Linked DNA regions of Homo sapiens: region 1 is linked to region 2. Evidence: read pairs that join two places in POLR2A ChIA-PET (ENCODE). Cell type or tissue: CD4-positive, alpha-beta T cell. All regions are shown on one strand. Links, peaks and the distances in the headings refer to the core of each region. The heading gives the core; the rest is flanking DNA.

Region 1 (4,389 bases), core at 73-4,072, 78 kb before region 2:
TTGTTTGTTTGTTTTGTTTTTTTCTGGAAATACAGTGAAAGCTTTTGATGAAATTTAGGCCTTCATGTTAAGACATTTCTATTCTGTTATATCTTTAATTATATTTTTCTTATTCTTTTGTCTATCTCAGGGGCAGCAGTTAACTGTTGGATCTTCATAACTATCATCTTCTCTCTAACCTTTTTAATGCTGTAGTACTTTTTCATGACATCTTGTTTACCTTTTCTCAAAATTATTCTCTTCTAGTGATTTGGTTTTGCTGCATTGACTGTTGTTGCATTTATTAGTTATGCTGTTTTATTTATCTTGTGTAATTTTCTTTCCTTAATTCTGCATGCTACCCTTTCAATGTTGTTTTGATCATAAAAGTCTATGCTATCTGTTTTTCTTGTGAATGTCGAAGCAGTTGTTTCAGAAAATTTCTTCTATTTTCTGTGATAAATACTAATACTGAATGTATTTCATCTACCTTTTGAAGACTGTGTCCTATCAGGGCAAACTGCTGGTAATGGAAAAAAAAACAAAATAAGTAAATGAAGACCGTGTCCTCTTTGATTCTTCTCTTCTTCTTTACTGCCTTTTTTCTTTATTTTGATACACCTTTTTCTTTCCTTCCATCATTGCCTCCCTCCTTTCCCTCTTTTCTTCCCTTCTTTCCATCTTTCCTGTAAAATTTTTCTTGATTCCCTGATTTTTCTACTCTTTTTTTCTTTAGTAGGTCCTTTCAGTACCTGCTGCTTGCCAAAACGTGAAATGCAGATTCTCTTTTTACTTGACTCTGAATTCACCTGGCTAAGCTCTGTTAGGCCTTAGGAAGCTTAATAGAGCTTCTCTAATTTTGTAGAAGAAGGGCCTTTGACTTTTTCCCTCTCTGCTTCAGGATGATCTCATCTGCTACTTTGGAAGCATGAGACTTTATTTGTTTTGATGGTACTGAGGTTAGGGGTGAGATTGATTTATTTGTAATTAGTCCTTTCTCCTCCTTATCCTTCCTTTTGGATAAAGGTAAAAATATAAAATCCTCCTGCCTGCTAAAGTACTGTTTGGCCATCAGAGAAAGGGAGCTTCAGGTAGGGCATTCCGCAGTCCCTGTCCCCATCTTAGCAAGTTGAAGATGCTAGTCAAAATTTCTCTGGGGGGCAGGAGAGGGCAGAGGATACTTACGTATGGATTCTGGGGTTGGTCTTTCAGTTTCAACTAACTCATTCTGTACCTGAATGATACTATTTAATAAAATTTCGTGGTATGAGTTTGAGAACTTGTCATGATTTTAGGGATATTTTAACTTCCTTTTTGTTTCTTTCCTTTAGTTTTAGGGAAGGATCTTCTGCCAAACTACCTGTGCCACTGTCTTTCCTGGAAGTCTCATAAGTACTAGAAAGAACTTTTAGAATAAGAGTGTAGGACATTATTTACACTGAAATAACATTCTTTTTGTTGTTTTTTTTTTTTTTTTTTTTTTTGGAGTCAGATTGTCATTCTGTCACCCAGGCTGGAGTGCAGGAGCGCCATCTTGGCTCACTGCAACTTCTGCCTCTTGAGTTCAGCCAATCCTCCCGCCTCAGCCACCTGAGCAGCTAGGACTACAGGTGCATGCCAACATGCCCAGCTAATGATTTTTTGTATTTTTAGTAGAGATGGGGTTTCACCATTTTGTTGAGGCCGGTGTCAAACTCCTGACCTCAAGTGATCTGCCCACCTTGGCCTCCCAAAGTGCTGGGATTGCAGGCATGAGGCGCTGCATCAGTTCTGCAAAAAAAAAAAAAAAAAAAAAAAAAAAAAAAAAAAGCGTATGCATTAAAAATACTAAGGGGGCCAGGCGCGGTAGCTCACGCCTGTGATGCCAGCACTTTGGGAAGCCGAAGCGGATGGATCACTTGAGGTCAGGAGTTCTAGACCAGTCTGGCCAACATAGTGAAACCCCATCTCCGCTAAAAAAAAATACAAAAATTAGCTGCGCATGGTGGCACACGCCTGTAATCCCAGCTGCTCAGGAGGCTGAGGCAGGAGAGTCGCTTGAACCCAAGAGGCAGAGGTTACAGTGAGCCAAGATTGCGTCACTGCACTCCAGCTGGGGCAACAGAATGAAACTCCATCTCAAAAAAAAAGAAAAAAAATAGAAATGTTAAGGGGTTTACTTCCTTTAGGGTACTCTTTAAATGAAATATGATGTTTCATATTCTCTATTTGGAACTTCTGTATGGATGCAGACATTTTCAGAAATCTCCCAGGACAATGAACCTGAAACTTATGTATTTATAAGAAACTTGGGGATTTGGTTATTTTATTTACTTATTTTGAAATAGGGTCTTGCTGTGTCACCCAGGCTGCAGTGCAGCCACGCTTCAGTACAGCCTCAATCTCCCAGGCTCAAGCGATCCTCATACCTCAGCCTCCTTATAGCTGGGACTACAGGCATGCACTACCACACCTGGCTAATTTTTAAAAATGTTTATTTTTTTGTAGAGACAGAACATCACTGTGTTGCTAGGGCTGGTCTCAAACTCCTGGGCTCAAGCAGTCCTCCCACCTTGGCCTCCCATAGTGCTGGGATTACAGGCATGAGCCACTGTGCCTAGCCAGAAATTGGCTTAAAATGCAGATTTTTGGACCCTGTCCCCAGCAAAAAGATTCGGTAGAAATCTTTATTCGTAGCCAGTTTACTGTGTTGCAGGTGGTCCCCAGTTTAACTTTGAGTAATGCTGTCTTCATTGTTAAAATAATCAGATTTAATTATATGGTAGATATTTTAGGTAACTAGGGTATTTCAAGCTGTCCCATGGGGCTGAGTAGCTGGCAGCTGCTTGACTTGGCTTCTAGAGGACTTACTGCTCAGCAAGGTAAATGTTATTAATACCTTCATTGCTCTCTGTGTCCCAAAGGTCAATACCCAAACTTTGAGATTTTGTAGACTGGAGGAATCTTTGTCTCCCACTCCTTCCCCAAGAAAGACATGGGTTGCTAATTTTTATTTTGTCGAATGAGGACATTAAAAATAAGTTAACCGTGAGCCAGGCACAGTGGCTTAGGCCTTTCATCCCAGCACATTGAGAGGCTAAAGCAGGAAGATCACTTGAGGCCAGGAGTTCAAGACCAGCCTGTGCAAAATAGCAAGACCTCATCTCTACTAAAAAATAAAAAAAGTTAGCTGGGCTTAGTGGCACATGCCTGTGGTCCCAGCTACGTGGGAGGTTGAGATAGAAGGATCGCCTGAGCCCGGGAAGCTGAGGCTGCAGGAAGCCATGACCACACCACTGCACTCCAGCCTAGGGGACAGAGACCCAGTCTCATCAATAAATAAATAATGAAAGGACATTTTAACACCCCACTACAACCACTAAAGATACAAATAAATAAAAATATAAGAGGAACACAACCTCATAATACAGATAGTCTTTTATATTGCATATATTTAACTTCGGGCAAAAGCCACTCTATTTTCCTCTTTAAAAAAACTTTTTTAGCTATAGATTAATGAATACTTTCTCAGACATTTCAGAACTACTGCTTAGTACTTGAAATACAACATTTAGAATCTGGGGTACTACCTGAATGTGATGAGTAGTCACACATCTCATATCCTTTGTTTTCTTGCCAGTTCGATCCTTTGGTACAGAAGACAGACCGACAGATCGTCCAATACCACCTCGAGATGAAGTCTTTGAATACATTATATTCCGTGGGAGTGACATTAAAGACCTTACTGTTTGTGAGCCACCAAAACCACAGTGTTCTTTGCCTCAAGACCCAGCTATTGTTCAGGTAACTGATGGTAAATTTGTCTTGGAGTACAGGTAAACTCCGCACAGGGTTAGCCTTGGCTTTTTTCTCTCTAGTTGAATGTTCATGTAGCTTATCATTTCCAAGTTACTGGGATACCTGAAATTACTGGATAATGTTCTCATCTAGGTTTTTCTCTTTGTATCATAAATTAGAACTAAGGTAAGAAACAGCTGAGGAATTTATTATGAAATATTTTCTAATTTCAACAACAATTACCATAGCTAACATTGAAGGCTACTCTGTAGAAGTGCTGTGCATATAAGATACCCTCTGAGGTTGGTACTATAATTATTCTCACTTTTAACAAGTGAGGAAGTTCAGATGGAGCCACAATTTGAACAGATCCAGGCAGCCTGCTTCAGAATCTAGGATCCGTGCTACCATGCTATTGAGATATGGTTTATATTGCAAACCAAGGCAATAACAGCTACTCTTAGGTAAGATTATTAGGCTTAATGGGGAAAAAAAAGCAAAATCACATTGTTCTGCATATGTTATAATATGCAGTGTTGGTTTTTGTTTTGTTTTTCTTTTTCTTTTTTTTTTTTTTTGACAGAGTCGTTGGAGTACAGTGGCGTGAACTCGGCTCACTACAACCTCCGCCTC
Region 2 (4,389 bases), core at 195-4,194:
GTGATAGGTGGTGGTTTGTATGTGTTTGTAGACAAAACTTTCCTTGGCGGGGATTTGCCCCTTTTTTCGTTGTTTCTTCTTCCTTTGAAGATCTCTGTTTAACAAAGATTTTTTTTTTGGCTCACAGTGTTCCTGTAATAGAATTCCTTCAAGAGTTCTAATACTAGTTTTGTTTTGTTTTGATGGCAGCAGGTTTTGAGAGTGAGCTTTTGACTTCATAAGAAGACTAAAACAACAGTCTTAGAGTACAGTTAAGTCCATTTGTTACCAGAAAATCAGACAGACAGCTAGGTCTGTCCTCATCAGGACCAAGTAATACTGGATTTTTTTTTTTCATTAAATGTTCACTATTTTTCTTTGTATGAAATTGAGGCCAGGTATAGTGACTCACACCTGTAATCCCAGCACTTTGGGAGGTCGAGGTGGGAGGGTTGCTTGAGTCCAGGAGTTTGAGACTGGCCTGGGCAACACAGTGAGACTCCGTCTCTTAAAAGAAGAAAGAAAAAAGAAATTGAATATGTGGTGATTACTACCCGTTTCATTTACTTTTTTACTTATTAACGTAGTGACTGTTTAAAAAAAGTTACGCATTGATCTTCCTGTTCCTTCCCCACCAAAAATAAAAGCAAAAACAACAAGCCACCCCTCAAATGAAACAAAATTAAGCCTGTTCTTTATCTATATTACTACTTAGCACATTTGACCTATTTTTTTAAAACCTCTGTTATTTTGAAAGTAAATTTTGGCTCTGTTGACCTTGCGGTTAGAAAAGTTGTTCTTCTGCTTAAATGAAATGATCAGTTGTTTGTAGATTACCAAATATAAAAGCTCTTCAGAACCGCTAATGATAAGTTGCTTTGGCTTCATAGAGGAACGCCATGGTTTGTGGTGGTAAATTGTTACAGAGCAAATGTCAGTACCAGAGGCGGTCATGGATCACCACGTGGAAGCAGGTTGTTCCCACATGAGATTGGTAGCGAGCCGGTGCTGCATCTGTCTCCTTTCCCACTGCATCCTGGGTGCCTGGAGCCTCACAGGGTTGACCCGTGTTGGGGGTGGGGATGGTTGTAGAAGCCTCTTTATTTTTACTTGTGATAGATTCTGGCACTGATTAGAATGTTTATTCAGTAGTTTTTTTCCTATCCGCCTGAGTTTTCATAGCTCAGTATAGGATAACATGGGCTTCGGATTTTGTCAACCAATCAATTATATAGTAGCTCTTTTGTTTTGTTTTTAAAATTTATTTCTATTTATGTATTTATTTATTTATTTTGAGAGAGGCCCTTGCTGTGTTACCCAGGCTGGAGTGCAGTGGCATGATCATAGCTCACTGCAACCATGAACACCTGGGCCCAAGTGATCCTCCTGCCTTGGCCGTCTGAAGTGTTAGGATTACAGTGTGAGCCACCAGACCTGACCTTTGTTTTGTTTTAGTAGCTACCTCTTGACTAGAAAAATAGTTTAATCTTGGCCTCCTTAAAACCTTTTCATTGATATTTTTTACTCTGCTAGAACAGTTCAGTTTTTGCATGTCTTCAAGTGAACATGCTTTAGTATTAATTCCATGGAAGCCATTTCTGTAGAATAGGCTAGTGTCCAGTTTTGTCCAGTTTTCCTTTTGGAGCAGTGTCTCAGGCACAGAAATAGTCTGGGCTTGGTGGACCCCACCCCAAAGTGTCACTTCTTTTCCTCTGGCCTTGCTCTCCATGCCCGCCTTTCTCTTCTGATGTTTTAATGATACCCTCCCTGCTCGGTGATTTGTGTTCAGGAAGCTAGGCAGTGATTACTTTTGTTTCTGCTTTGTGAACTTCCTCCCCCACTTCCTATTTTTACCGCAGTTGCACAGGAAATGAGGCGGCTCCTGGCTGGCTGCTGCTAAGCAGTGATTTTAGGTGGCAGAGGACAAGGCCTCAGGGCCTGAGCCATTTAAGGCATTTTCCACCTTAATCTTTTCACTACCTTCTTCCTCTAGGAGTCATAGGAACATGATTTTGTGATTGGGTTGAGGTGACATCATGTCCTCAGCCTTGTGGGTGGAGACAGGGGTTGCTGTTTAGTTGGAGGACAGCACTTTTGTGAAGGAAGTGAGGGCTTTTTTCAGCAGTAACAATGTGGGTGGAATGTCGTGGCCCTGTGGCCTCTGCAGCTTGAGGGAAGGTTAAGTTGAAGGGACAGGCCCTGTTGCAGGTAAGGATAGGGAGGTGGATTCTGGTTACTCTCTAGAGGGCCTTGACTGGCAGCTTGAAGTGAGCTGAGGAGCCTAGTCTGCTCTCTCAGATCTTTGAGGGGGGCCTCAGCCTCTATGGCACCCTCCTTCCTCTGAACCCATGGCATTTGTTTTCTAAACGACTTATTTAGCATTTATCAGTCTCTTTTTTGATGATGCCTCTTCTTAGCTTATGGACCCGTTATAGCTTAATTTATGGAGAAAGTTTGTATCATCTCCCCAGAAAGAAGTAACTTGTTATACATTAGTTAACTTGAATATGGAAGGTGCTCAAAGCATTAGTTTATCGGAGATTCTTAAGAGCTGCACTGTTGACATTTTGGGGTAGATAATTCTTTGTAGGGGCTGTCTTGTGCATTATGGGATGTTCAGCAGCACTTCTGGCCTCTACCCACTGGATGCTACCCACTAGCACTTGCCCAGGGTGACAACCAAAACATCTCTAGACATTGCCAGATGTTGGTAGGGCAGAGAAGGACACAAAATTATACTTTTCCCCACTTGTTGAGAACCACTGTGTTAAAGAATTGAATTACTAATTACTAACTTATAAAATGGAATAAAGTAGAATGTTTGGTTCCCTGGGATTAAAGCCATTTGTTAGTTTCTATTTTCATATCTGACATTCTCATAATTCTTAGTTTGCTACTTAGAGTATGCTGTGCTCTATCAGCTTCAGCTAGTGTTCAGGTATACCTTCTGTGCACTTTCTTTTTTTTTTTTTTTTTTTTTTAGATGAAGTCTCACTCTGTTGCCCAGGCTAGAGTGCTGTGGCGTGATCTTGGCTCACTGCAACCTCTGTCTCCCGGGTTCAAGCGATTCTCCTGTCTCAGCCTCCCTAGTAGCTGGGACTACAGGTGTGTGCCACCACACCCAACTAACTTTTTGTATTTTTAGTAGAGACAGGGTTTCACCATGTTGGCCAGGCTGGTCTCGATCTCCTGACCTCGTCATCCACCCGCCTCGGCCTTCCAGAGTGCTGGGATTACAGGTGTGAGCCACCACGCCCGGCCCCTTCTGTGCACTTTCATTGAAAGAACTAGGAGCTGGGCGCGGTGGCTCATGTCTGTAGTACCAGCATTTTGGGAGCCGAGGCAGAAGGATTGCTTGAGCCCAGGAGTTTGAGACCAGCCTGGGCAATGTAGAGAGACCCCATCTCTACAAAAAATCAAAAAATAAAAATTAGCTGAGCTACTTAGGAGGCTGAGGTGGGAGGTTCACTTGAGGGAGGTCAAAGCTGCAGTGAGCTATGATCGTGCCACTGTGCTCTAGCCTGGGGCATGGAGCAAGTCTCAAAAACAAAAACAAAAACAAAAACAAAAAAACTAGGGCCTGAGCCTTTGGCAGGCTGGCTTCTTGTCCTCATAGAAGGCATTCTGTCAGCTTCTGTGCCTTGATATTGCTTGCTCTGGAAGTCAATTTCCTTGGAAGCTGAGTAGTGCAAGGGTAAGGAGGAAATGAGAAACATTTAGGATATAATAATAATAGGTAACATTTATGGAGCAGTTGCTGTAGAAGAGGCACTGTGGTGAACAGGATTGACAGGATTGAAAGGACAGGCTAGACAACAGGACGGGGACCATCTGGAATAACACCTTAAGTTTGGGTTAAAAGTTGGTTGTGCCTTTGACCAAGCAAGGCAGTAAATATAGCAGGAGGAGTGGGAAATAGAAAGGTGACAGGGTAAAACTTTTTTTGAAACATAGTCTTGCTCTGTTGCCCAGGCTGGAGTGCAGTGATGCAATCTTGGCTCACTGCAACATCTGCCTCCTGGGTTCAAGTGATTCCCAGATAGCTGGGATCACAGGCGCCCACCACCATGCCCGGCTAATTTTTGTATTTTTAGTAGAGACAGGGTTTTGCCATGTTGGTCAGGCTGGTCTCAAACTCCTGACCTCAGGTAATCCACCCACCTTGGCCTCCCAAAGTGCTGGGATTACAGGCGTGAGCTACCGTGCCCTGGCCATGAAAGGGTAAAACTTGAAGACCCTGCAGAGATGTCTCCTGGGTCTGGTCCTTGGAGAGGGAGGTCTTGACTGGAGAGTTGAATTTGGGAATCATCAGCAGTGATACGGAGTATGATCTCCTAGAGAGAGGTCACTTTTCATTGCTCCAGCTCAGCTTCTCATCAGTTCCAAGAAGCTGGAAGCCTTAACCATCTT

The links. Peaks named below come from ENCODE experiments on the same cell type or tissue, not always from the same donor. Only the 100,000 strongest peaks of a DNase experiment are listed, where the experiment ranks them.
Region 1: POLR2A ChIA-PET joins it to region 2 with 6 read pairs; 10 of 35 experiments call an interaction of 5 or more read pairs at or near these places.

What each region holds. Positions count from the first base shown.
Region 1 is chr19:34,190,880-34,195,268 of GRCh38, forward strand. LSM14A (LSM14A mRNA processing body assembly factor) reads left to right here. Exons shown (of 10, transcript NM_015578.4): 2 at 3,599-3,762. Among named protein-coding and RNA genes, the nearest start is that of LSM14A, 21 kb to the left of the region's middle. In CD4-positive, alpha-beta T cell, for the core only: no CTCF peak of the experiment used is centred there; no DNase peak of the experiment used is centred there.
Region 2 is chr19:34,268,308-34,272,696 of GRCh38, forward strand. All of the region lies in intron 1 of GARRE1 (granule associated Rac and RHOG effector 1), which reads left to right. Among named protein-coding and RNA genes, the nearest start is that of GARRE1, 16 kb to the left of the region's middle. RefSeq lists an enhancer at 1,809-2,509. In CD4-positive, alpha-beta T cell, for the core only: no CTCF peak of the experiment used is centred there; a DNase peak (open chromatin) is centred at 1,904; H3K4me3 peaks cover 1,528 bases; H3K27ac peaks cover 3,962 bases.